3 separate regions of the Homo sapiens genome follow, and regions 1 and 3 are each linked to region 2. Evidence: chromatin loops called from intact Hi-C (ENCODE). Cell type or tissue: chondrocyte. All regions are shown on one strand. Each heading gives the region's core, and the rest is flanking DNA. Links, peaks and the distances in the headings are about the cores only. Region 1 overlaps RELN (reelin). Region 2 overlaps LHFPL3 (LHFPL tetraspan subfamily member 3). Region 3 has its middle 56 kb from the start of LHFPL3.

What was found. Hi-C counts contacts between places; a loop is a spot of excess contacts. Peaks named below come from ENCODE experiments on the same cell type or tissue, not always from the same donor. Only the 100,000 strongest peaks of a DNase experiment are listed, where the experiment ranks them.
Region 1: a loop joins it to region 2, with 2.6 times the contacts of the local background. A loop is called at or near these places in 7 of 110 quality-filtered maps.
Region 3: it touches region 2 in a loop (5-fold over the local background); 23 of 110 quality-filtered maps call a loop at or near these places.

The regions. Positions count from the first base shown.
Region 1 is chr7:103,518,601-103,529,200 of GRCh38, forward strand. RELN (reelin) reads right to left here. Exons shown (of 65, transcript NM_005045.4): 47 at 4,791-4,931; 48 at 3,422-3,599; 49 at 723-916. Among named protein-coding and RNA genes, the nearest start is that of SLC26A5, 78 kb to the left of the region's middle. In chondrocyte, for the core only: CTCF peaks have their summits at 5,889 (motif pointing right) and 6,099; no DNase peak of the experiment used is centred there.
Region 2 is chr7:104,843,641-104,851,640 of GRCh38, forward strand. All of the region lies in intron 2 of LHFPL3 (LHFPL tetraspan subfamily member 3), which reads left to right. Among named protein-coding and RNA genes, the nearest start is that of LHFPL3-AS1, 44 kb to the left of the region's middle. In chondrocyte, for the core only: CTCF peaks have their summits at 4,923 (motif pointing left) and 5,125; no DNase peak of the experiment used is centred there.
Region 3 is chr7:104,267,753-104,278,352 of GRCh38, forward strand. No RefSeq gene overlaps it. Among named protein-coding and RNA genes, the nearest start is that of LHFPL3, 56 kb to the right of the region's middle. RefSeq lists an enhancer at 8,137-9,336. In chondrocyte, for the core only: CTCF peaks have their summits at 5,222 (motif pointing right) and 5,422; no DNase peak of the experiment used is centred there.

The sequences.
Region 1 (10,600 bases), core at 1,488-9,487, 1.3 Mb before region 2:
GCTGGGATTACAGGTGTGAGCCACCATGCCCAGCATGTGTTTCCTGTCTGGGCTATATTTATTTCCTCTTCTCTTCAGCCTCCCCCTGGACCCTGCCTTTCTCTCTCTCTCATTCTTTCTGTCTTCTCTTTTCTTACCCTCTTCCTCCTCCTACTTTACTGAATATGCTATTTTCCTTCTTAACAACTCTTTGACATTTCTAATTGGTCATAATCATTGCTTTCGGCCCTTCAGTACTTTTTTTAAAATGACCCATACGTTGTGTTTATTCAAGGTTTTTAAATAAGGAGTTTAAAAATAATCTCTAGGCTTCTTAAGGATATTTACATTTTATTGTGTTTCTTTGCTTTCCAGTCCAAAATTCTCTAAAAACAGAGTGTACACTATATAAATAAATATTTATTTTTCTGTTTCCATTTTCCCAAAGCATTGCTGAAATTAATTATACTAGTTAATTTCTGTGGGTTTTTGCACTGGGTTTATTCACCGTTGGCATTGTGGTAGAATATTTCATCTTATTCTGGGATGTGAAAACTAGTTGTTCTTAAAATAAAAACCCAAACCAGCTATTTATCCAGCTCAGAAACCCTTCTTCATTTCAGTCTCAGAGGCATCCTCTAGTGAGGCATAAGTCTGAGGTCCCCCTCAGTCTCCCGTGACTGATTGCTGGTAGCAATCTCTGCTCGATGTACTCGTTATTAGATATCAAATCGAATACAAACCCGGGCTTACTGTACTGGTCATAGAAAATCTCCATGAGCAGGTTCCAGGTAATGCCTCCATTGACAGAATATTCCAAGAGAACACCTTGGTTACGGTTGTTTGGTGTAATCAGGCACCCATACATGAAGTAAAATTGGATGAACTCAGCATTAGTGAGGTTTAGATCCACAGTGACTAATAATCGACTACAACCCTAAGAAAAAGAAGTAAAATAAAAAAAAGTGATAAGGAATCTCGATTGCAGATTATAGATTTTCTATGGATTTTTTTTTTTTTTGAGACAGGGTCTTGCTCTGTCACCTAGGCTGGAGTGCAGTGGCACCATCACAGCTCACTGCAGCCTTGACCTCCTGGGTTCAAGTGATCCTCCCACCTCAGCCTCCCAAGTGGCTGGGACTACGGGTACATGCCTCCATGTCTAGCTAATTTTTTGTAGAGACAGGGTTTTGTTATGTTGTCCAGGCTGGTCTTAACTCCTGGGCTCAAATGATCTGCCTGCCTCGGCCTCCCAAAGTGCTGGTATTTCCATTCTTTTAATATTTATTTTGTGATACCAGCCACATAGTATTGTGGCACTGATTTTCTTACCCTCTTTCTTACTATGCTAGCTCTTAGTATTTTGCCTAGTACACAGTAGGTACCCAGCACATGTTTGCTGAACTTTGAAATTTCAGCATTCAAGACTTATTTACAGAGAACAATGTATTCCAAGATAATTTTCTGTTTTCTTTTTCCTTTTTTTTAATATGAATGTTTATTTGGGCCAAGGTTGAGTATCGCAGCCCAGGACACATTTCCAAGTTGCCTTGGCTGTTTTTTTTTCATAAGCAAGATGAGAGCTGGAACTAATATAACTGTCCTTTATTTTTATTAAACTATCTCCAGTTATTTTCAGACACTATTAGATTTTTAAAAATGAATCAACCACTAAGAAAATAGCATATTGAGATGACCATTTTATTATGATTATTATTATTTAATTTTTTGAGACAGTCTGGCTGGAGTGCAGTGGTGCAGTCTCGGCTCACTGCAACCTCCATCTCCTGGGTTCAAGTGATTCTCTTGCCTCCGCCTCCCGAGTAGCTGGGACCACAGTTGTGTGCTACCACACCCGGCTAATTTTTGTATTTTTAATGGCGATGGGGTTTCACCATGTTGGCCAGGCTGGTCTTGAACTCCTGACCTCAGGTGATCTGCCCACCTCGGCCTCCCAAAGTGCTGGGATTACAGGCGTGAGCCACCGCGCCTGTAAATAGATGACTATTTTAATATGAAATTTAAAAATAGCTACATCTGGAAATTTTATAATTATACAGATAATCTAATTACTGTAATGTTTTAAATTCACACTTTAGCAGAATTTAATGGCATCTGTATTAATTTCTTAATGTTGATATACGGATTTTTTTTAGTTGAACATATGTGAAAAACTCACTTTTAGTTCTAAGTGAGGAAAAGTATCCTGAACACTGCAGTCTTTCTCAGTGTTGCTGATTATAAAAAGCCTACATGCTATATGCCTTCTTGCTACTCGAGCTAAAATGTTGAATATAAATAATACACTTCATTGGCACAAATGTAAACTCTAAGGTAGGGCATGCTAAGGAAATAAAGAGCTGGCAGTAAATTTGTTATTTTTTTTTTTTTTTTTTTTTTTTTTTTTTGAGACGGAGTCTCGCTCTGTCGCCCAGGCGGGACTGCGGACTGCAGTGGCGCAATCTCGGCTCACTGCAAGCTCCGCTTCCCGGGTTCACGCCATTCTCCTGCCTCAGCCTCCCGAGTAGCTGGGACTACAGGCGCCCGCCACCGCGCCCGGCTAATTTTTTTTTGTATTTTTAGTAGAGACGGGGTTTCACCTTGTTAGCCAGGATGGTCTCGATCTCCTGACCTCATGATCCACCCGCCTCGGCCTCCCAAAGTGCTGGGATTACAGGCGTGAGCCACCGCGCCCGGCCAAATTTGTTATTTTAAAACATTAATTTGTCTATCTAATCATGGTATACAAGAAATTGTATTTTAAACAGAGTCGCCTTTGGCAGAAAAGTAGAGTGACTATAAAATTTCCCAAAGAAAGTTTCCAAGCTTGCTGCTGTCACTCACAAGATAATATGCTACACATACAAATATCTAGTAATTTCTAATAATTATTCTTTCCTGGACAACCTATAAAAATAATTCATTGTTCTTAATAAATTCAGGAACCATCACAGCTCATTTTCCAGATTTTTGGCTCCTTAAATCCAAAATCTGTTGCAAGCTCAGGAGTTGTCAATTAGAAGGGCTCCATGCAGATGGAAGATTGCACAAGTGCTCTTTTCCAAGATGAACATTCACTTACATTCTTTTGTAATATGTACTTAAATATGACCTGTGCTGACACTACCCTGAATAATTAAATAGTCTCAACTGATTTGTGGTAGAAAAATCCTGGGAATGATTAATATTTTCTGATTCCTTAGTATAAAGCATAGCATAAAGTTATACTATATTTATTTTCTAATTACTTGGTATAAAGTATAGTATAAAGTTATCTTTATAGCATAAAGATTTGTATAAAGTTGCAAGTTCAGATCAGGGTTGTACATTTAGGGTAACTAACCCTGCATCTTGATTTGCCCATTAAACTTCAGAAGAGAGTCAACTATTTGGAAGGAACTTAAGAAGAGCAGAAATGAGTAACCAGCAGCCAAACACTCACCCCACTGAAATGGAGAGCCATTCCCGACGCCACGGCTCCACACACTGTACTCAATTTCCCTCCGTTCACAGTCAGCCAGTTCTGACTGGATGGAGCTCGATTGAAGTTGTCTTTGAGTTGGGTTGGAAGAGAGGTCTCGGGGTCATCACAGTACAGGCCACCCCACTGTTCATCACAGCTGGGTGCAGAGCAAGAGAGAGGAAAAGTCAACATCAGACAAAGCCCCTGCAAGCTTGTTCTCAAATTAGTGAAGACTACTCTTTTCCTAGTCCAAGATGATGAAAAGTTACTGATTTTCAGAGAGCTTGCCAGAATACACCTGCTCTCCTTAACTGTACTTTAGGTTACAAATAATCTATGAATTAACTAACTCTAACATTTCCTAAGGTAGTGATTCAGGGTTATAGGTGGAGAGAAAGAAGCAACTTCAAAGAATCTACTAAAGGCCCATCTCATATCACACAGCTCTGAAGGGCTGATAAACAATGGGAGCTGCCAAAGTAAACTGGTGGGTCCTAATAATTTACAAAATTAGTCTTTTTAACAGAGGCTTTGAGCCACTTAGGAATCCAAGGGGCCATGGTGCTAACAGCAGAAGATACTTTGGGCAATAACTGTCACTTCTTACCAAAAGACTGACTTCCCTGTTTAGGGTGGAAGGGCATATGAATATAGGACTGGGAAGCTCAGGGATCTCAAGGGTCGTCCTGGGTATGGGCTAAAATCATTAGCCAAAAAAAGACTTCCCAGGTGTATGGGGAAAGCATCTTCATTCATACTTCCCCATTAAACAGCATAATCTCACACAGACACACAGACACACACACACACCCCCACACCTTCATTTAAATTATTCCAAGTATACTGAGGTTCTCTAAGAGTAATACAATAGGCCTGTGCATCAAATACCTCTGGTAAATTGACCAGACATCTACATACTTTCTTAGGCAAACAACATAGCAATATAAATTAAACAATGACAAGTGCATATCCTTACATATATTCAGACCTAAGTGAGAAAAATACTCATGATGTATTAGTTTTGGTCAGAACTTACTGAACTCCTGAACCTTTTCTAATGTTATTTTCAAGGCTCGAGTGTATCACAGAAACACAGAAGGAAATAAAATATAGTTAATTATAATTCATCTGTCTCCTGACAAGATAGCTATTGTTCAGTTCCTAATCTCTAAGCAAGAATGAAGATACAGTATCCATCAACTTCACAGTTAGCTCAAGATCATATTTCAGAAAAAAATGTATAACTTAAGGAAGCATGGGAGTGATTCAAAAACCAGTTACAGAAAAATCTCCTAGATGGAATGTGAATCAGGAGCTTTCAACAGAAGGAAGAAAAAAACCGACTTACACGCAGTTTCCCTGGATGCATCTCCCATGGCCACTGCACATGTCTATGCAGCCATCCCCGATATAGACATTATCTATTGCCCATGTCTGCTGCTTGTCAAAAGGAGCTGGTTGATGCCAACGGAAACGAGTGGCTTGGGACCTTTGAAGAAGATGAGAATTTTAATGAAGGATGCTGTGGAAAAGAAAATGTGTTCCAGTATGTTTGAACAAGTGCATGGAGAAGTGTAACACAAAAGCATGTACATTCCTACTTCTTTTCTGAAAAGAACATTCATTATTACAATATTCTTCTTTTCTTTTTTTGAGATGGAGTCTTGCTCTGTCACCCGGGCTGGAACGCAGTGGCACCATCTCAGCTCACTGCAGCCTCCACTTCCTGGGTTCAAGCAATTCTGATGTCTCAGCCTCCCGAGTAGCTGGGATTATAGGCATGCACTACAACACCCAGTTAATTTTTGTATTTTAGGGGAGACAGAGTTTCACCATGTTGGCCAGGCTGGTCTTGAACTCCTGACCTAAAGTGATCCTCCCACCTCAGCCTCCCAAAGTGCGGGGATTACAGGCATGAGCCACTGTGCCTGGCTGGCCATTATTACAATATTCTACAGAAAACATTGTTTATAGTCAAACCAAACCAACCAAACTGTGATAGTTTGATCATACAATTTGGCCAAGTGATCTTCCTGAGCCTTGTAAAAAACAGACAGTCAGAAACAAAAACGAATCCTAAAACTGGAAGCCTCAGGGGAGCTGTGAGCCTTGGATTTCGTGTGGGAAGTACCATGGAATGACACCAGAGCTGCTGCTAACTTGTAAGTGCAAAATCAGAAAAGATGACTATCTCCGAGCAGCCGCAAGCCCTCTGCATTTGGCTTGGGAACAGAACATGGGCTGGATTTCAGCTTCCCACTTGCTCCCTAATTGGACAGAGAAAATTGTACAGAGAAAAAAAAGAGAGAGCATAATAAATGAGACCAGACTTATTTTACATTGATATAAAAGCGATATAAGTAAAGCTAAAACAGAGGTTCTCCCATTCCAGAAGCAGAAATATATTTGCTCATTCACGGAGTTCTGGAGAGTGTCTTGCTCAAAAATACAACACACGTGTTTTCAGAGGCACTAGATGGCAGTAAAATCCAAGCAATGCCTGAGGCTCAAGTGCATTGAACATGAAAAGACTTTTAGAGGAAACCATTTGTGTTTATTGATCCATATATGTTCTGTCATTAAGAGACCGTTAATCATTTGACTCAGGAATATCTGTTTAAGGCAGGACAAAAGACCAAACAACAGGAAGGAGTTTGCATTTTCCAAATGAAAATATTTCTATAAAGTTTAGAAAATGGAGAAGAAACAGACTAGAACTAAAATCTTCACCTGAAATGAAGAGGTCAGTCCAATACATGTCTGTTGAGCGTCTATGTACAAACTGGTTTCTCCATAATTTTGCTTGCTCCCCAGCTTTGGCATGTTCCCCCAGCAGAGTGATCTCTGCCTAATAAACTCCTGTCACTTTCTACTGCATTTTACCGAAACCCCTAGTCCCCTCCTTGGCCCACAAGGTCCTGCCTGATATCCGCCTGAACCTGGGCCTCTGCTTCCCTCCCTCATCATGGTCACTCGCCTCTGGAGCACTGTTTCTCCCCTCAGGCGCCAAAGCACACCAAACTCATTCCCACCTTTCTGCCTACATATTCTCTTTCTCTGTCTCTGTCTCTCTCTCTTCCTCTCCCTCCCTTCCTCTCTCTCTTTCTGCCTGGTTAACCTCTGTGTGTCCTTCAGGTCTCAGAGGAAATGTCAGGTCCTCACAGAGAAATTTTCTTCCTGATCCCTTTTAAAATGATGTTTCTTCCATGCTATTCTCTCTCATAGCAAACTATTGTTTTCCTCTTATAGTATTTGTCACAGTTATAGTTATACATTTATTTGCATACATATTTGATACATGTCTGTCTCTTCCTTGAATGGTAAGTTATAAGGAGAGCAGGGTTGATTCCTTTTTGTTCAACATCGTAGACTTCATGGACAGCACCTAGAGCTTAGTGGGTGTTCTAAACGTCCAGGAAGTTCGTATCCAGGGGCTTCCATTCTCACAGTAAGCAATGTGGAAATGCACTCACCCCTGTAAGCTGTGTAACTCAGCGGTTTTGCTGATAAATTATTTTTAATGACTAAATTTATCTAAATTTATTTACAGTTATGTCTGTTTATCTGCAGCAACAACTTATAATTAACATAGCGGAATACCATATTTCCATAGCACATAATTACTCGGAGCCAACATTTATATATTCATTCTGTTTTTTTTTTTTTTAGACTATAAGCTTCTGAAGGGCAGAGAATATCTCTGTATCCCTTAGGGAATATTGGTTTGTATCCTCAGTGCTTATAGATAGTAGGTAAGTAATAAACTTTCTTGGTTCCCCTAATATCTTACACATACTTCACCAAAGCCCTCGTCACCTTGTATTAAAAGTGCCTATTCATATGTAATTTCCTGTTATTTTCCTTATTTATCATTTTATTGTTGCTGGCACCTACAGATGGAGCTTCATAAACATTTGCTGAAACACTATTAAGTTGGTAGCAATAAAGATGCCCAGGAAGATCAAAACACCCTACAAGAGATGTCCTGTAGGGTAGATGGGCAGGGCCTGGTGTCAGCTGTGGAGGGGTGGTAATCTGATGGCTGTTGAAGGGGGCAGACAGCTTCCTGGCAGCCGAGAGGTGGCATGGGTTGCCTAGCAGGTGGTTGCTTTCTGAGCATTGGCTGTGTTTAATCACAATGTGGGCAACCACTTAGAGAAACTGTATGGAAGATTTAAGAGCCAGATGCATTGTTGGAGTTGACAGCATTTATGGGGACTTCCAATGCTGACATTTTCAATTTGTGCAACTCTCTGGCATTTCAAAGAAGAGGAAACAGTAAGAAACTACATGAAAAATGTACTAACATGGGAGTTGGCCCCTCAGGAGCAAAGATAAGTGAGGGCTTTCATTTGTACTCTGGCACTAGTAGGTTCTATGTCCACGGTGAGTAACTAAACATGTATAATAAGGGAGTTAAATGAGATGATTTTTAAGGCCCCTTCTTAGATGTGATGATTTCATATTCTTAGGAATAACTACACCTAGTAATTATGTACCCATCAAACAAGGATACACATACTATCCAATATTAATTTGTAAGAAGAGGAAACATTTTCACTAAGAACTGGAATATAAGTTAAAAATGAGAGTTTGGAAGTTGAATTGCCAGGACTTCTTATTCCCAGCCCTGTCAGAGCTCCACTGTGTGAAGGGGCTACATCACTTATGTTTATGTGCTGATGCTTCCCTGTCAGTAAACCAGGAAGATGCTACTTTCCGCCTCACAAGGGTGTTGTGAAAATTAATTAGTTCTTGTTTACCAAGAACTACGAGTGTCTTGGTGGAGTTCCTCGGCAGGTGTTATCATTTATCTTTATAATGATGGCCACCATCAGCTGCTACTTCCCGGAGTTGGGGGAAAAATGGTCCCAGAGAAGATTTCTCATTTTTCCATATCCTTGAACTCTCTCCTCTTGGTTCTTTTGTGGAGTTATACCATTTCTTTCCCATCTACAGTATGTAGTAAGTGTTACATCAGTTTTGTTTAATAGATATCCATTGCTAAGTAGTTAAAATATTACTGTTAATAGTACGGTTCCCCTCACTGGTCTCCCAGGTATCTCTCCCTACACTACCTCCGCACCTTTTAACAGATTTCACTACACATTACAGAGTCTTCATTTTTGCTCTTTTCTTCAGAATGACTCTATCTACCTATGAAGTCCTCACTGTCGTCATCATCGTGAGAAAAAGCCCTTTGAAAGGAACATAATATTTTAAACCTCTTCATCCTTCCCTGAAATATCTTTTACTTCGAAAGAGATACATAAAATATTTAAGCCTAGAAAATCTAGCCTAACAATGCCATTCTACCGAAGACGACGATGACGCCCAGTGACCTAAGTCTCACACTGATTCACTAACAAAACTGAGACAAGGCAAGGATCTCTTGGTTCATGATTACTTTGTATTCTCATTAAGCAAACCTTTCAAAACTCCACTGCAACCTCCACAAAATCTTCCTACCCTTATCATTACCTGTAAATATGAACAGTTGTTAAGCTATGGGAGGCTGTATGTGTTGCAGCTATATGTGTCTTGACTTCTGTGTCAGCTTCAGAGCTGAAGCCCCTGGCCCTCTGTGTTTGAGCAACAGACTCTGTGATGTCAGCCCATTTCAAAATGTGTGTCTATTTGCCTTGCAAGCCAAGACCCTTCCTTTATGTTTTGCATAAAATTTCCTCCACTAGCCTATTTCTTTGTATTAACCTATCTTCTTTGACAAAGTTGGAGAATATTCCAAAGAAGATATATAAATGGCCAATAAGCACAGGATAAGAAGCCCAACATCATCAGCCTTTAGGGAAATGTCAATGAGAACCACAATGAGATACAACCTCACACCCATGAAGATGGCAACAGTCAAAAAGACAATAACAAGTGCTGGTAAGGATATGGGGAAATTAGAATCCTCTACATTGCTGGTGGGAATGTAAAAGAGTACAGCTGTTGTGGGTAAAAGGTTGTCAGTTTCTCAAAATGTTGAACATAATTACCAGGAATTCCAGTCCTAGGTATATAGCCAAGAAAAGTGAAAACATACATCCACATAAAACTTGCACAGGAATGTCCACCACAGCATAAAAGGTGGAAGGAACCCAAGAACCTATCAAACGATGAACAGATAAATAAAATGTGGTATATCCATAAAATGGAATATTAATCAGCTGTAAGGCGGAATGAGGAGCTGATACATTCCACAATATATCACACTACACTTTGATGCTAAGTGAAGGAAGCCAATTGTAAAACAAACACACATTGTATAATTCCATTTCTATGAACTGTCCAGAACAGGCAAATACAGAACATAGCTTAGTGGTTACCTAGGGCTGGGGTGAGGGGTGGGGAGTGACTGCTAATAAGTATAGGATTTCTTTTAGTGGGGACAAAATATTCTAAAATTACACTGTGGTGATGGTTTCAACAACCCTGTGGGTTTTTTTTTTTATTTAGTAATGACTAAAAAACATTGAATTGTACACTTTATTTTTTTGAGACAGGGTCTCATCTTGCTCTGTCATGCAGGCTGCAGTGCAATGGCATGATCTCAGCTCACTGCAATCTCTGCCTCCCAGGTTCAAGCGATCCTTATGCCTCAGCCTCCCAAGTAACTGGGATTACAGGCATGCACCACCGCGCCCGGCTAATTTTTGTATTTTTAGTAGAGACGGGGTTTCACCATGTTGGCCAGGCTGGTCTTGAACTCATGACTTGAGGTGATTCGCCTGCCTCGACCTCCCAAAGTGTTGAGATTACAGACATGAGCCACTGCACCCAGCCAATAAGCTTTTTTAAAGTAAAGAATATAGCCAGGCATGGTGGCTCACGCCTGTAATCCCAGCACTTTGGGAGGCCGAGGCGGGTGGATCACGAGGTCCAGAGATCAAGACCATCCTGGCCAACATGGTGAAACCCCGTCTCTACTAAAAATACAAAAATTAGCTGGGCATCATAGTGTGCGCCTGTAGTCCCAACTACTGGGGAGGCTGAGGCAGGAGAATCGCTTGAACCTGGGAGGCGGAGGTTGCAGTGAGCCGAGATCACACCACTGCACTCTAGCCTGACAACAGAGTGAGACTCCATCTCAAAAAAAAAAAAAGTCCTCTCTAAATTTGTTTACCTGAAAGTGTTATAGCCTCCCATCCCCATCTC
Region 2 (8,000 bases), core at 1-8,000:
GTGAGAAGGAGCAGAAAGAAACTTAGAGGAGAGGGCCTGTACCTTCTCTTCTGAAAACTATCTCGGGCCAGTGATGAATACAAGTGACCAAAAGAGAGAAGTAAGAAGAGGGCCAGATGGGAAGCAGGAAATGGGAAGCTATCAGTCAGATAGGAGGTATTGGAGGGGAAGGAATTGGGTGTCCAGAAGGAGAGGACAAGCCATTAATCTGAGTTTCATGGAATGCTACATGTTTTTAAATAAGATCTGTCTCAATAGGCCCATCTACATGAGCAAATGCACCACTGGGAGGTGGAAAGAGTGGGATTCAAATTGAGGAAAAGTGAGGAACTAACTGGGCCCTGGTGCTGACCAACCAGGGACTCAGAGCATGGTCAGCAAAGGCAGACTCAAGCCCAGGTCATCCACAGGGCATTTTGCTTGCAGGTACCTTTTAGACTAAGTGTCCCATCCTTCCCTGTTTGACCACAATATCCTGCCAAGTGAGGGCAAAGCTAATGAAATGGTTCTGGGAAAGAATGGGGGAGAGAAGTTCACCCGCCTGCATGACTTGATCAACCAGTTGGTATTTACACCACCACCCAAATCCCCATCCATGCACTGGCACCTTTCAGCAGTTCTCTGTGAGGCACCAGATGGAGGCAATTGAGAAAATGCAAGACAACAGCATGGCAGGGCAATACCTGAGGATGTGTACATAGCCTTGAAGCGTCCAGCGTGAACCAGGCTTTGGAGTTCTAATTGATCTGTGTGTGTACAATTGATTTTTACTTATCTTTCTTTTAAAGTTACTCTGAATTGCTTTAGGATAATCCAGAATGTGAAATGATGTCCTCAAAGAATTTTAACGACACTTGGAACTATTGCTCTATCCATGTGTTTTTAACTTTTGTCTTTTTCCCTTGATTATTTTTCTTATTGAGCATCTAAAATTCTCTCTAAGTCCTTGACTTTCACTTCTTTTTCCTCTCCTTTGGGTGGTATTGCCTGAGGAAACCAAAGATAAAATAAAAACAACAATGATGTCTAACTCTTAGATAATGCTTGGTATTGACTAGGAATATTCTTTCCTTGTAGAATAATAGAGATATTCTAAGTATTTCTTTTCTTTCTTTTTTGAGACGCAATTTTGCTGTCACCCAGGCTGGAGTGCAGTGGCACAATCTCAGCTCATTGCAACATTTGCCTTCCAGGTTCAAGCAATTCTCCCTGCCTCAGACTCCCATGTAGCAGGGATTACAGGCGCTCACCACTACACCCAGCTAAATTTTGTATTTTTAGTAGAAATGGGGTTTTGCCATGTTGGTCAGGCTAATCTCGAACTCCTGACCTCAAGTGATCCGCCTGCCTTAGCCTCCCAAAGTGTTGGGATTACAGGCGTAAGCCACCGCACCCGGCCTCTAAGTATTTCCCATGTGGTCATTCATTCCATCCGCACCAAAACATGGTGAGGTAAGTGCTACTATTGGCCCGTTTTACGTTAGGAAACCACAGCACGGGAAGGTAAGACACTTGCCCAGGTCCTACAGCCAGCAAGTAGCAGGACTAAAGTATGAACCAGGCAGTCTGGCTCTCAGGACTGTGATTTTCCTCAAGTATGTGCAGAGAATCACCAAGTATGTCTCTGCACACCGTCAATGGAATAGCCAGGAATGACGTTGTCAGTTTTAATCTTTAAAAAATGAAGTGTGAGCTCTTATTTTACCTTTAACCGTTCTGTTTTTTCCTCCCACACTCTCAGATGATGGAAATGCTTAAGGCAAACTAAGGTAGTGTGAGACCACACCATGTAAGTGTGAGCATGGCTTTGTGGGTTCAGCTCTGTTTTGTGCGCTTCTGCCTTCTGTTCCCGCATGTTTTCTCCGCTGTTTTCTGATTCCCGCTTTCAGCGCTTAGCACTTGAGCCGCATGAAACTGCCGCTTTCAAGCCATAAATCTTCTGTCTTTGTTCCTGATTTTATATTTTTACTTCTCTCTCCCACAATCCCTGGCACTTGCAGCTGTCAGCCTGGCACCTCCCTGGGAAGGAGCTGGGGAGTCCTGGGGGATGTGTTTGGTTATTGTTCTCTGACAATGAGCACTTGGATGATCAGCTTTTAGGATTCTAGGCATGTGTCCACACTCTCACTGCAACATACTACTACAGTGTGAACCACGCATGTGGGCATCTCTGTACAAACCTTGTCCTTTGCTATGCAGTGTTCTCTGGGGCCACCACCCTTTGGTGGATTACGGCTGTGGGCGTCTCCATAGAGTGAATGCTAAGTGAAAGCAAACACCATTGTGCCAAGTAACAGGGCTAAAATGAGCCACGGAGAAAAGAGGCCATCTTCTCATGTATTATTTTCCTGTGTACACATATGTATGCGATGGAAACACGTATATATGTGGAACAAAACTGTGACTACGAAGGAAAAAGAATAATGGGTTCCAAGCCAGATATGGACTCTAGTGGCCCTTCATTGTACTGTTCACACATACACACACATGGGCACACACACAATTCCTTCTGGTGTTCCTTGATTTTCCATTACCTATATATCCAAACTGAGTGATTTCAATATGTGATAAACTGGATTTACAGAATAAATTGGGAAGGAGGGATTTGTCCCTAACAGCGTACCTGGAACATTTAAAATATGATCCTGACTGTGATTGCAGGGTTGGAACTGCCTCTTGTTCTCAATTTCACTGAAGTTTCTGTTGTGTGTTGAATGTGAGTTTGCAGGAAACTTCCCAAGTTAGTTGGAAGAGATGACAAGAATGTAAAATTAGAGGGGCTCTCATGAGATATGACTGAGCACTGCCCACACCCCTGCAGTGTTGAGACCCAACCCATCGTTTAGAAACAGAATTCTAGAGCTGATGAGTCCTTAGAGATGATAGAGCCTTGACTCCAGATCCCTTAATTCATAGAAAATGGCCAAGGTTTCAAGAGAGAAAGTAACTTGCCCAAGATGGTGGCAGAGCCTGGATTAAAACTTTATCCTCCTCTTCCCATCAAAGCATCTTTTTGTGTTATGTCCCAGTTCCTTTCTCTCTGGAAGAGAATCTCTTGCACACTACCAGGAGAGCCTTTTAAAAGTGAAGGAGGCTACATCCCGAAAAGGACCCCAGGTCCCTGTCCTGGCTCTGCTATGAAGTATCTGGATGAGCTTGAGAAAGTTGCTCTGCCTCTCTTGGGCTCCTCATCTGTAAAATGAGTTTGAAAGCAGCTGATTTCAAAAGTACATGATGCTAAGTTTGCTGAGTAACCTCAGGCTGTTTTTCATGCAGTTTCCTCTCAGCAATATTCATTTTCCACTGTAGGATTATGAAAAAAGTTATAGTCAGGCTTTGCAAATGGGGACAGCCTCCAGGAGCAAGGGCCTTGTGAATTTCTGTAACTAACTGAAGAAGAACAAGGGCAGGAAGAAGAAAGTGCAGATGAGGAGCACACAGCCTGTGCCCTTTACACAGACCTATCAAACTCAGATAGATGTGGCAAGCTCCGGTTTGGTCATCTCAAATCTGCCAATTTCAGTAGTTTGGGGTTATCCAGCTGGTATGTACTTCTCTTCTTCCTGAGATATCACTGATCAGGGCTCTGGAACTTGAGCAGACCCAACAGGTGAACAAGGTTACATTCTCTCCTTTTCAGTGTATTGCTGACCAAGTTAACAAGGCCAGGGAAGTCTCTGAGGCAGTCAGAGAATAATTCAAAAGCCAATAAGGCAAGAATAGAAACCCACATATGCCAGCTTTCAGCAGAGTTTTGAGATACATCCTTCCTTTACATAAAATTATGGAATTATAGTTATTAACCAAATATGCAATGTCGTTTTTTTAACAGAGCTTTCTCTTTCCATGGTAAGTAAATGGCATTTTTATGGTGAATTTTTTTTCTTGGAGACGGAGTCTTGCTCTGTTGCCCAGACTGGAGTGCAGTGGCACGATCTCAGCTCACTGCAACCTCCGACTCCCAGGTTTGAGCGATTCTCCTGCCTCAGCCTCCTGAGTAACTGGGACTACAGCTACATGCAACCATGCCCAGCTAATGTTTTGTATTTTTAATAGAGACGAGATTTCGCCATGTTGGCCAGCCTGGTATCGAACTCCTGACCTCAAGTGATCCGCCTGCCTTGGCCTCCCAAAGTGCTGGGATTACAGGCGTGAGCCACTGTGACCGGCTATGATGAATCTTTTTTAGAGAGCAAAAAATCATCACTTGATTTAACATTTTGGTCCATTTGGGTTTTCAGATATCAAGTTTAGCCGAATACACAACTTTTTCCAAAATAACACATCTAGTCTGCAGCAGCCTTCCCTGAATCTGACACTGATTCGAAATCTGGTGGGAGGAGCAGGACAGGATATGGTAGAATAGGGAAAATCACAGAAGTGGATCATTTCTTGTGTACTTCTTATGTTCTAATGCGCTGGACAAATAGCACCACAAAGAGCTATGGCCTCAGAAAGTATTACCAGGATAGAATTTCAGCTCCAGAATTTTGGCAGAGAAGGGAATGAGAGGCAGCTCATCTGGCTGGAAGGGTTGTACAAGAGGACTCTTGATGCCGCCTCTGCATGGCACTTCACATGAGATTGAAAGATGACAATCCACCATGTCATTTGAGGGAAGCAGCTGTTGGAGATAATGGAAGGGGACTATAGGCCCTTCTTGGCAACTATCACTGCCCTGGTGTTACCATTCCTTCTCCTGTGACAACGGTAGCACTGTTTGTTTGAAGAGGAAAATGGCATTCTTGGGCAGCCACACAAGACTAGTTGGTCTTCCCGCTGATGATGATGGGCAGGCAGGCAAGAGTCACGAGCTCTTTGCCTTAGTTCTCCCTTTGCTGGAGAGCCCCCAAAAAACAGCCAGCTTGGAGTTGGGGGTGGGTTTCAGGCTTCTTGCAGGTCCTTCTTTGCCCCTTCCTAGGATAATCATTGTCCTGCTGAGCCCTCTAGTGACCAAATTGGAAACTGCAGGTGTCTGAGGAAAGGGAGGGAGGGAGAGGAAGGGAAAAGGAGAAGGGGAAAGGAGGAGGAAAGGAGTCCTATGGGCTGCCCCTGAGCCACAGCAAAGCACCCCACTGTCTGTGCAAGCCTCAGCCTGAAATACTTTCTAAATATTTCAGAAGAAGGGGCACATCTATGGCCTGAGATCCTAAAATATCAGCCTGGAGGCCTGGTGGCATATCAGCATGCGAATATGCCAAGCTGGCTTCCTAGTTAGCCATGGTGATGATGAGAACTCTGCCTTTTTTTGTTTTTTTGGTTTTTTTTTTGTTGTTGTTGTTGTTGTTGTAGACAAAATCTCACTCTGTCACCCGGTTTGTCAGATTGCCAGGCTGGAGTGCAGTGGCGTGATCTCAACTCACTGCAACTTCCACCTCTGGAGTCAAGCAATCCTCCCACCTCAGCCTCCCACCCAAGTAGCTGGGACTACAGGCATGTGCTACCACACCCGGCTAATTTTTGTACTTTTAGTAGAGTTGGGGTTTCACTGTGTTGCCCAGGCTGGTCTTGAACTCCTGGGCTCAAGCCATCCACCCACTTCGGCCTCCGGAAGTTCTGGGATTACAGGTGTGAGCCACTGTGCCCAGCCAACTCTGCCTTCTTTTCTGCTTCTAGTTACTCCAGCTTAGTTCTGAGAACTACTAGAAGCTCTAGATTTGGCCAGGCCTTCATGTCTTGCCATAGAGGAAACCCCAAAACTAACTGAGCTCCCGAGAGTCTGAAGAACCAGCCAACAGAGCCTAGCCATCTGACAGAGACACACATTAATTTGCTCCCTCAGGGCCCTGCACAGACCAGCCTGGCTCCTGGGGGCTGGGTGGCCCTGCACTGTGTGGGGGCCAAGGCCCTTGGCCCACTTAAGGTTCACTGAAAAGTCAGTGACATGCGGCAGATTAATTAATAAGAGAAAAGGCATATAAATTTATTTAACATGTATACCTGGGAGCCTTCAGAATGAAGATCCAAAGATTCAGGAGAAATTGCCCATTTTTATGCAGAGGTTCAACAAAGTAGGGACAGCCATATAGAAATGTGATTGGACAAAAAGGTTAGGATCTACTGCTAATAGACTGAGTGGGGAAACCCAGCAGGGCCTCTCTGTCTAGATTCTTCTTGGCCTCTCTGAGCCAGCATTCCTTCCTTCTGGATGTGGGGCAGGACTCTCCCTGGAATGGGGGCCTTATGGCCCATAGTCAAACAAGGTGGATCAGAAAATTCCTTTATGGCCAGTTTTTATACAGATAGAGCAGAGGGAAAGTTAGAGTAATATATTTAGATGTTATGGCTGGCTTTGGAAAAAAAGGGTTCTGGTTTCTGTGACCAGCCTTGGGGAAGAGGAATTCTATTAGGTTCGTGCAAAAGTAATTGTGGTTTTTTTAGGCCGGGCGCGGTGGCTCACGCCTGTAATCCCAGCAGTTTGGGAGGCCAAGGTGGGCGGATCACTTGAGGTTGGGAGTTCGTGACCAGCCTGACCAACATGGAGAAGCCCCGTCTCTACTAAAAATACAAAATTAGCCAGGCGTGGTGGCACATGCCTGTAATCCCAGCTACTCAGGAGGCTGAGGCAGGAGAATCACTTGAACCTGGGAGGCAGAGGTTGCGGTGAGCCGAGATCACACCATTGCACTCCAGCCTGGGCAACAAGAGTGAAACTCCGTCACAAAAAATAAATAAATAAAAGTAATTGCGGTTTTTGCCGTTATCGTTTCTAAGGCTAGCCTTGGGGGAGAATGGGACTGGGAGACAGGAGAGCAAGAGAAGGTCAGAGAAGATCTTTTGCTTCTGAGCCTGCTTCTGAGGGCTTCATTTTGGGTGTTGTTTTCTGAGCCCCAACAACTGCTTCCCCAGACATCCACCTCCTAGACAGACAGAAAACAAGCCCAGCACCACCACTACCTCCAACACCCTGATGCAGAGGGCTTCCCCAGGACAGGAAGTAGGTTACACCTGACTGACATGAAACTAAATTGTTTTAATTGTTCCAAACTAGTGGTTCTCAAAATGTAGTCTCCAGACCAGCAGCATTGCCCAGAAACTTATTAGAAACGCAAGTTTTCAAACCCCAGACCTGCTAAATCAGAAACTGTGGAGGTGAGCCCCAGGAATCTGTATTCCATAAGCCCTCTGGGTGATTCTGAGATACCCCCCCACCCCCGCCAAGGTTTGAGAGCCACTGCTCCAAACACTGATTCTCAAATGACTATAGATAGAAGAGTAAAACTCTCAGTATTTAAAATGTAGGTTCTGACCCCTCACCCACAGAGATTTAGAAGTTCTGCAGTGGCGTGCATAAATCTGCTTTTTGACCATCATTCCAGGTACTTCTGATGTGGGAGACCCACAGGCCACCACTTTGACAGATTCTGCTCTAGAAGGAATAGCACCACCTTTGCTAGTAATTTTACCTTCTCTTAGAGATAAATATTGTTCTCATGTCTTGCCAGTCATGAAAGAGATCTCAGCAAGTATATCATAGTGTTCCAAGTCTTCAGATGGGATTGTAATGTTTACTTTGACACATTAGTTTTTGCTCCCCTTGTAAGGAACATCTCAGTAGTATCTGCATCATAACTCAAAAAAGAAATATTTCTCTGGAAAGAAATATGAATTAGTGAGAGAAAAGAAAGAACAGGAAGCCTGTGGCTGGGTGTTTTCTGAGCATGGGGATACATCTTGGGAGTCTGAGTCTCTGGGCTGGTTGGCTGGGCTCAACCAAGAAGCCATGAGGTATCTCTAGGCTGTGAGTCCATCAGAGAGCAAGTTGCCCCTTCCTTCTTGGAGAGTTGGAGATTTAGTGATGCTTTCCCAATAGGACTCAAGAGGATAGCTGATTATGAAACTGCTAGGGAAAAAAATGGCTTTCAAAATCTGAGGTTATGAGTATACTTGGCTTATACGGCCAACGCATTGGTCACCCTGGAAAAATTAAGTTCATATTTGTGAAGATTGTTGTGAATATAAAGTCCCAACTCTCCTCAACACAGCTCTGGGCCTACTGG
Region 3 (10,600 bases), core at 1,608-9,607, 570 kb before region 2:
GTAATGTCATTATAGTCTGAAATCATGTTATAAAGTTGTAATTATGTTGGCCTAAATAAAATGAGAGTTTGCACCAGAAAAAATTAATCCATTTACTTACATGTTGCATTTGACTTATCTCAAATGCCTTTTATCTAAATTGTACATCACATAGTCTTATCAGAATTGCATGAACTTAGGAAAAAATGGGAGCACCAACTAGGGTGCCATCTACAGGTTATCATAGAAAATGCAAAGATTAGTAGTGTGGGAATATTTGGTTAACAAGAAATAAACCTATAAGCTACTTTCTTGGATAGAGGACATCCAGGAGCAAGGTCTCAAAAAACAAAGCAAAATACAGAATTGAAGGAGGTAGTTAATTACTATTTTGACTGGATGGAGTAAACTGCTTATTTCCATTAATGAGCTTCCATTCTAACTTGTATTTGATCTTATGGTTTTCTATGCACCAAATCAAGTGAAAAAACTCATTGTGCAAAAAATTCCTTCTGTAGGTTTGATTTGCCCAGGGGGCATTTTAACGAAATAAAGGCCCTTAAAACAATGAGTTAAAAGATAGCTGGGGGTTAGGGGTGGTAGCTCAACATTTTGGGAGGTCGAGGCAGGAGGATCGTTTGAGCCCAGGAGTTCAAGACAAGTCTGAGCAACATAGCAAGACCTCATCTCTACACATAATTTTTAAAATACCCAGGTATGGTGGCATGTGCCTGTTGTCCCAGATACTCAGGAGGCTGAGGGGGGAGGATGGATTGAAACTGGCCAGTCAATGCTGCAGTCATGCCACTGCATTCTAGCTTGAGTGAGACCCCCATCTTAAAGACAGACAGAGAGAGAGAGAGAGAGAGATTGAGAGAGGGACCTGGGGTCAAGTCCAACTACCTCTTACTGTTGTGTCCTCTTGGATTATCATGATTAGAAGTGTGGGTGTTGGAGGCCGCATCATGGATTTGAATTTTCTCCTTTCTCTCCCAGCTCTTCCCCTCCCCTCATGACTTTCCACCCCCTCCAAATTCTTTCCTTTAGCATGTCCTCTAGATTCTTCCCTTTCACTCCTGCTCCTCTCTCACCCTCATCTCTGCCCTCCATTTTGTCTCCTTTTCTTTCCCCCAGTTCCTGTTCTCTTCTGGTCTTTTTTCTTCTAATGCTAAAAGACATTCACAAAACTTGTTCTTTTCAACCATTCACCAAATGTTGATAAAATAGCTAAGTAGGCACAACTTATGTGCCTACTTTTATTATGTCTTTTATTATGATATTTTATTTTCATTATTGTGAGTAGCATCTGTCATGTTTTCTGTCTGCCCAACCTATTTTTTAACAACCTTGCTATATTTGAGGAATTTGTAGTTTATGAATTTGATGCCTTCTCCCCAGTCTTCTTTGCAGTCAATGCACAGGCGTGTGACATAGATTCCAAATGGGACTCATTCACATGGCATTTAGATTTTCAAGACAGCAGCTTGGGGTAGGAGCATCTGCACACTGGCAAGGCATGGTGACAGAGGTGTAGTCACCACAGGAGTGCACACCAGACCTCCAACTGTGGGGAGTATCATTAGCCATGGGGCCCCAGCTGCTGCCCTCGAAAAGCCACCTGCACTGAGGCCACACTTCCACATGGCTGCCCAGTGAGTGCCACAGGACACCTAGGCAGGCCCTATCCCTGTCCTTCAAAAACTGACGTCAGCTGGAAGACTCCCTGATGGACCTTCCCAAATATTCCTTAGACTGTACAGCAGCCCAGCACACTTCTGCCTACCCTAACTCCCTTTTCCTGAACTCAAAGTCAGACTTTGGTGGAGGTCTGATGGCTCTCCCTGCTATTCTAGCATGCTCCCATTTTCTGTCACACACATGTTTTCCCTAACATAATCCCTGCATGCTTAGCTCTACCTTAATGTTCGCTTCTAGGAGGACCCAGATCAGCATAAGAGGCATTTAGCTTTGAAGGAAGTCAGTGGCTGCAAGTTGAGTCCCTGGCACCAGTGTAGCAGTGGTTACAGAGAAGTCAAGGTCTTGATATCAGTGCTTGGTGAGGGCTATGGTAGACATTTCTTTATCAGGGAAGTTCTAACATATGGGTTGGAGCATTTTCCCTAGAAGCATAGCCTTAATGCTCACTGTCTAGCTCTGCCTACACTTCCATGAGCTTCTTAATATCCTAATATAAAGCAGAGTTTGTGGTTAATCAGCCAAAGTTACTTTTTTTCCCTTATAACTAAGAACTCTTGATATAGAAATATATTACAAAAGTGATTACAGGCAACAGAAATGCAGAGAAATGGAGAAAAATTGGAATAGGCTATTTGAACTAGTTGGGACTGGTGGCTCCTAAAATTCATGTAATACTAAGAGATGGATTCTGGCATCACATGAAACACACACAGTGAAATGTACTAACTAAATTAGGTCATACAATTAACATCTAGAGTATCCATTAACGGCAAGGCTTTTGGTGACCCAGAGGCTGCTACTACAGGAAAAGTATGAAGATTGTGAGGAATTTAAGGGATAAGTCAGTTGCTTCTAACTGTATTGAATGCCTTAAAGAAAGAATAAAAGCCTCAACTTTCTAAATTCTCAGTTCACAGAAAAGAGAAAATCATGGAATGTCTATGATTGTTATGAAAATCTCTCAACAAAAGTAATTGCAGGATAATATACTAAAGAATCAAATTTAAAATTCATATCTGTTGAATTCATAACCATGCCTGTCTCTTATAAGTAAGTTAGTGGAAAGAAAGGGACCCCAAATTGGCATGGGAGCTTATGGAAGGATTTAGGGGCTGAGATGCCAAACTTATAAGCTCCCCTGAGCCTCCTTCCAGGAGAGGCACCACCTACTTCTCTGCATGAGGAGGCCCCTCCTGCGTGCAAGTGAGATAAAGACCCTGTGATTATCTCATCTCAGTTACCATTCAAGGAAAAGGCAATTCTCCTTCTACCATACTTGTACTACCTCACATTGTTTCCAGGCTTCTACCTGGAATCAAATTCCATCAAGCATGAGGTATGCAAATATAAAGTCATACACAAACATAAAAGATGCACACACTAAATGAATTGCAAAATTTAGCTAATTTGTGTTGATGAACGGAACGGAAAGAAGGGAGGGAGGGAAGGAAGGAGAAAGGAAGGAAGAATGAGTACATATAGTAATAGATCCTAAAAGAGATAGAAAAAGGAGGGGGGAATATACAACTTTACACCTAATTGACCTAAATTTATCAATATGAATGTACTAACCAGATTATTTGGATTAATGTTTGAGAAGATTATATTGGTATTGTTTGAATTGTTGGTTGACTAAAACACAGACTCAGGGTTGGCTGCTGTGAATGATCACCAGATGCCCCTCTGATAATCCTCTAGGTCAGCAGGTACACAACATAACTCACCTTGAGGCTGTCAGACAATTTCTTTCCTCTGCCAGTCCAAGGCTTACTCAATGGGCTCATGGAAAACATAGCTAGGTCAGTCAGAGTCAGATTCTATTGCTTGAAACTGAGAACTCTAATAAAATATGTATCTTACATTTTTAAAATTAAGCACCATGTGTATTATTCAGGGTCCTCCAGAAAAGCAGGACCATTAGGATGTGTATGCATATATAGAAAGATGTTCATTTTAAAGAATTGGCTCATGTGATTATGGAGTTTGGTAGGTCCAAAATCTGCAGTTTGGGCTGTGAAGCTAGAGACCCATGAAGTGCCAATGGTGCAATTCATGTCTGAAAAGATGTTTGCTGCAGAATTCCCTCTTGCTCAGGGCAGGTCAGCCTTTTGTTCAGGCCTTTAGATGAAGCCCACCCACATTATGGAGGCCAATCTGCCTTAATGAAAGTCCACTTATTTAAATGTCAACCTGACCCCAAAACATCCTCACAGCAACATCCAGAATAATGTTTAACCACTTATCTGGGCACTATGGCCTAGCCAACTTGACACATAAAGTTAACTATCATAGCAGATAAATAAAGATCTTTATCAAAAGAATTTTGATTATTAATCAGAATAATAATTATTAACTTTTAATCTGCATTAAATATTAATAATTATTTCTCTAGATTACTGCATTTAGTCTTTTTGTAAGTAAGTAATTGAAAAACTAAATGACTAGGACTATATAACTTGAGTCCAATTTAAAATGATGAACTTAAATCTACAGAATTCCCTACCACACATTTAAAACAATTGCTTGTTCTAGTGATTAACAGTTAGAATAGGAGGGCACCAACCTAGTATGTTTACTCTCACTTCTTTTCTCTAAGTCGATATGCTTTATTCAGAGATTCCAAGTAGGTAAACTTGGTATTCGTGGCACATACATGAATAGAAGCCTGTGAAAGATCATGAGTAAACATTAAGATCCAAAGTTCTGATCCATGGGGTCATCAGGCTATTTATCTTGCTTGTTTATATTTGTCTTGCCAGTGAAAATCATAAGATATGGCACCTTAGTGTGTATTACTAGACAATAACTGCAAAATCAAATAATAGATCATACACTTCAGTAAAAGGCAAACATATAAAAATGATTGAGATTTAGAGAACCTTTTTTCCCCCTTAGAAAAATAGAGATTTAAGAATGAAAGCATATTCTTTTAATTTAATTCAAGTCAAGGTTACTTTTCCATGATGTTAGGGTAATAGAGGCCTTATAGATAATATTCTCATAAAATTTATCTTCCAAATATGTACACTTGAGATATAAAAAGAATCAATGAATTAAATTATTCTGTTGAAAGCAACTTTTAAGAATAAAAATCTACAGAAAAAAAGAATTAATAATATAATTGTCTGACCTCCCTTGAATGGAGAATTTCAAGGGCTCTGAAAGCCATTTAAAGTCACTAAAGATTTTGTAAGTGTACTTTTTAAACCAGGCTTGGTTAAACCTCAAAGTGATGATTACTTAGTGATTCCCAATAGGTTCTTGGCCACTAACAGAAGCAATATACTAAATACACTCATTTCTTACCAGCCTTTCTGTGTTAGAACCCACAATCACGCCTCAATTCTGCCCCTTTGAACAAGCCTCGCTATTCTAAAAGCTGTATTTGACAGTGTAATGCTTTAGAACAGTCACTTAATTATTATTTCAAATCATCTTCAACAGTTTACTGATATAGCTGGGGATGGCATGGTAAGACATTTTCTCTTGTCTCCTTTCAGTTCATAAAATGCCTATGCAATTTCTGGCCATTGCAGTAGATGGCAGTGTCTTAAAACTTCCTCTGTTTGCAAATCAGGCTGGTTGGATGATTGTCTGTAATCAGGCTATTTATATTATATATAGATGAGTCTATACAAAACAGTCATGCTTTGATTCTTGCATTTATTACTTCCTGGGCAAATGCTAAAAGGCAATGAAACTTGAAATAGCAAACTATCTGTGTACTTGAGAGTTGTCAGATGTTACTTGGGGAGTACATAACATTCTCTAAGTTATAGTAGCAGGAAAAGTCAAGGTTAAATTGTATTAATAATGGTTATCAGCAGAGACTAATAGGGCCCAGAAAATATTAAATGTGCTTTAAAAGGAACGCAATACTGAAATACAAGTTTATATCTTATATATTGGACATTTAGTAAACCCACGCGAGGTGAAATTATTCTCCGCATTGAAAAACTTTTCTGACATTTAGATTTGCATTGGAAATCTAGAACATGCTTTTGGCTATTGTGATCAGTAATATGTTATTTATTTTCTTTCTTTTTTTTTTTTGAGATGGAGTCTCGCTCTGTCGCCCAGGCTGGAGTGCAGTGGCTCTATCTTGGCTCACTGCAAGCTCCGCCTCCCGAGTTCACATCATTCTCCTGCCTCAGCCTCCAGAGTAGCTGGGACTACAGGCACCTTTCACCACGCCCAGCTAACTTTTTGTATTTTTAGTAGAGACAGGGTTTCACCGTGTTAGCCAGGATGGTCTCCATCTCCTGACCTCGTGATCTGCCTGTCTTGGCCTCCCAAATTGCTGGGATTACAGGCATGAGCCACCGTGCCCGGCCATGTTATTTATTTTCATTGATTATTATAGGCATATATGTCCTGACTTTTGCCAACTGCACTTAGAAGCAGTTGTTTAAGTTTTTTTTTCTTTTTTGTTCATTGCGTCTTTTTATCTTATAGCTACAATGAAAATAAAATTTTCTCCATTACCCCATGCTGATTACTACAAGCCCTCCAGAAATTATTTTCCTACAATTAGAGAAACTTTAACTGTAATGAGTTAAGGCTCCTCTAATTGAAGGAAAGTAATTTCTGGAGGGTTTGTAGTAAACAAGCTTAGCCCCCGATTATTTTGTGGACTCCATCCTTCTCCAGCCTGGCACTTTATTCTTTTCCAACACTGCCTGTATACAAAATACTAAACATTTCATCAACCAGTCATGAGCAGTGGTTCTGAAAATCTTTTTCATACATACCCAATATGTGTTGTTCCTATTTAAGACCAATCCCTGCATCTCGCCCTCAGTCCTACTTCCTACTGCTTCCTTGGGAGTTTTGCTCCATTGATTATTCGTTATCTTCTGTCTCTTAAACTTTTGTTTTTTCATTGGCATCCTCCTCTCATTGTAGAAACAGACTCAGTATTGCCTATCCTAAAACAATTAAATTTAAAAGCTTTTCCCTTGGTTCAGAATAGCATTTTTGTTATTGCCTGTATTAGTTAGCTCAGGCTGCCAAAATAAACTATCACAGACTGGATGGCTTAAACAACAGAAATTTGTTCTTACAGTTCTGAATGTTTGAAGTCTGAGAACAGGGTGCCAGCATGGTTAGTGACTGGTGGAGGCTGTCTTCCTGCCTTATAGATGGCCACCTTCTTGATGTGTCCTCACATGGTGGAGAGAGCAAGTGACTTCTTTCTCTTTCTCTCCTCATAAGGCCACTAATCCCATCATGAGGGCCCCACCCTCATGGCCTAATCTAACCCCAATCACCTCCCAAATGCCGCATCTCCAAGTACCATCACTTTGCGGGATAGTACCTCACCATGAGTTTAAGGGAGATACAAACATTCAGTTCATAACATTGTCCCCATTTCCCTTCCTCTGGAGCCTTTCAGATAACATTTTGGAAGAAATAAGCTTCAGTGCCTGCTCCCTTTTGTCACTTCTCATTTTCCCACAATCATTTACAATTTGGCCTCTGTCCTCACAATGTGACTAAAATCACTAAGATCACCAAAGACATTATGCTTGTCAAGTCCAAAGACTGCTTTTTCTGTTCTTATTTTACTTGACCTCTCTTTAGTGGAATGCTGTTGGCCATTTTATTCCTTCTTGGCTTCCTCATTTGGCTTCCAAGAAATGATACTATTTTCTGTCTCTTCCTAATTCTAGAGTTTCTCCTTCTCAATCACATTGGATTGTCAACAACTTCAAGTCAATGTTTCACCCTCAGTAATCTTCTCTTCTTAATCTATACCATCTCCTTTGATTCATTACATGTCTTAATTACTGCCTGTGTGCTGTGGTAGACCTTTCTCAGACCTACTGTAATGCAAATGAAAACCTGTAGCACTGTGCAAGTTATTTAAATAAGCATTCCTAAGATGGATCTGAAGTCTTTTCCCTTATTGATTCTGCTTTTGTCATTTGTTTTTTAAATGAAAACAAATTTATTATCTCATTTCTGTAGGAAAAAATGTTCAAATATATATTTCTAAATCTCTGTGATGGTCTTTCTTAGTTTTCTCTTATCCACATGAATCTATTGCTTTTCAGTTACCATAGTGTCCAGGTTGCTCCAATCACCACTGGATACTTCACAATTTGTCTATGTCTTCCTTAAGATGTGCTGCTAAAAAAATAAAATACAGTATTCCAGACATAAACTGTTCAGCCTAGAAGTCAAGAAACTATTAATCTCATGCTCTTGACTCTATTCTTTTAAAGGCGGATTGATGTTCTATGTGTTGTTTGGCAGCAAACTCACATTGCTTGACACTGGCTCACGTTAAGTTTTTTTTTTTCCTGTGTGAAAAACAACCTCTTTCCATACTTTCAAAGCATACATTTTTTAATGAAAAATACAGGAATTATCATTTATTTCTACTGAATTTCACGCTATAGATTTTAATCCAGTGTTCTAGCTCATAGGGATACTGAATTGTAATTATGTGATCTATGGTATAAGTTCTTTCTATTGCATAAATCATCATTCCTAATTTTGACCTCTGAAATCTTGCTTTCTGGGAGTTCAACCAAGTCACTGATATTGTTGACTTCAGTCACTTAAGTAAAGGAAGAGCCTCTAACACGCTACTGGAGATGCGGCTCTATTGGCAGTGCTGTGTGTCAAGATTCACTCAGGAAGTGGCAAACGACATCCACATGATGTCATTCATAAGCACCTACAGTGGTTGTGAAAGCTCCCATGACTCACCCATGGTACTGTCATGTCAACAACCCACTCATGAGACTGTCATTAAAATACACTTTAAATATTTATTAGAAATCAAGATATATCAAATGTCTATGCTGTTTCTCTGTTCTACCAAACCAAAATCTCATCCAAAAGGGAAAAGACTACTATAATATGATTGTTCTTTCTGAACTCATTTCTGTAGCCAATGAGTACTATGATTTCTGTTAAATAAATACTCTGTTTTGTCATGTCTAAGACTTTCACTTTACCTTGATTTTAATTTTCAGAGAAATTACAATTTAACTTTTTATTTTCTTTCTCATTTGCATACTTGCCTTGAATAATTAGGATAGATCACTGGCCAGAGAGAATTCCTCCATCAAGAATTGCTTCACACAGTCGGGAGCCAAGATGGCCGAATAGGAACAGCTCCAGTCTACAGCTCCCAGCGTGAGCGATGCAGAAGATGGGTGATTTCTGCATTCCCATCTGAGGTACCGGGTTCATCTCACTAGGGAGTGCCAGACAGTGGGCGCAGGACAGTGGGTGCAGCACACCGTGCATGAGCCAAAGCAGGGCGAGGCATTGCCTCACTCGGGAAGCGCAAGGGGTCAGGGAGTTCCCTTTCCTAGTCAAAGAAAGGGGTGACAGACGGCACCTGGAAAATCAGGTCACTCTCACCCCAATACTGTGCTTTTCCGACGGGCTTAAAAAACGGCACACCAGGAGATTATATCCCGGACATGGCTCGGAGGGTCCTACGCCCAGGGAGTCTAGCTGATTGCTAGCACAGCAGTCTGAGATCAAACTGCAAGGTGGCAGCGAGGCTGGGGGAGGGGCGCCCGCCATTGCCCAGTTAGTTGTTTGATTAGGTAAACAAAGCAGCTGGGAAGCTCCAGCTGGGTGGAGCCCACCACAGCTCAAGGAGGCCTGCCTGACTCTGTAGGCTCCACCTCTGGGGGCAGGGCACAGACAAACAAAAAGACAGCAGTAATCTCTGCAGACTTAAATGTCCCTGTCTGACAGCTTTGAAGAGAGCAGTGGTTCTCCCAGCATGCAGCTGGAGATCTGAGAATGGTCAGACTACCTCCTCAAGTTAGTCCCTGACCCCTGACCCCCAAGCAGCCTAACTGGGAGGCACCCCCCAGTAGGGGCAGACTGACACCTCACATGGCCAGGTACTCCTCTGAGACAAAACTTCCAGAGGAACGATCAGACTGCAGCATTCGCGGTTCACGAAAATCTGCTGTACTGCAGCCACCGCTGCTGGTACGCAGGCAGACAGGGTCTGGAGAGGACCTCTAGCAAACTCCAACAGACCTGCAGCTGAGGGTCCTGTCTGTTAGAAGGAAAACTAACAAACAGAAAGGACATACACACCAAAAACCCATCTGTACATCACCAGCATCAAAGACCAAAAGTAGATAAAACCACAAAGATGGGGAAAAAACAGAGCAGAAAAACTGGAAACTCTAAAAAGCAGAGTGCCTCTCCTCCTCCAAAGGAACGCAGTTCCACACCAGCAACGGAACAAAGCTGGTCGGAGAATGACTTTGACGAGTTGAGAGAAGAAGGCTTCAGACGATCAAACTACTCCAAGCTACAGGAGGAAATTCAAACCAAAGGCAAAGAAGTTAAACACTTTGAAAAAAATTTAGACGAATGTATAACTAGAATAACCAATAGAGAGAAGTGCTTAAAGGAGCTGATGGAGCTGAAAGCCAAGGCTCGAGAACTACGTGAAGAATGCAGAAGCCTCAGGAGCCAATGCGATCAAGTGGAAGAAAGGGTATCAGTGATGGAAGATGAAATGAATGAAATGAAGTGAGAAGGGAACTTTAGAGAAAAAAGAATAAAAAGAAACGAACAAAGCTTCCAAGAAATATGGGACTATATGAAAAGACCAAATCTACGTCTGATTGGTGTACCTGAAAGTGACGGGGAGAATGGAACCAAGTTGGAAAACACTCTGCAAGATATTATCCAGGAGAACTTCCCCAATCTAGCAAGGCAGGCCAACATTCACATTCAGGAAACACAGAGAATGCCACAAAGATACTCCTTGAGAAGAGCAACTCCAAGACACGTAATTGTCAGATTCACCAAAGTTGAAATAAAGGAAAAAATGTTAAGGGCAGCCAGAGAGAAAGGTCGGGTTACCCTCAAAGGGAAGCCCATCAGACTAACAGCGGATCTCTCAGCAGAAACTCTGCAAGCCAAAAGA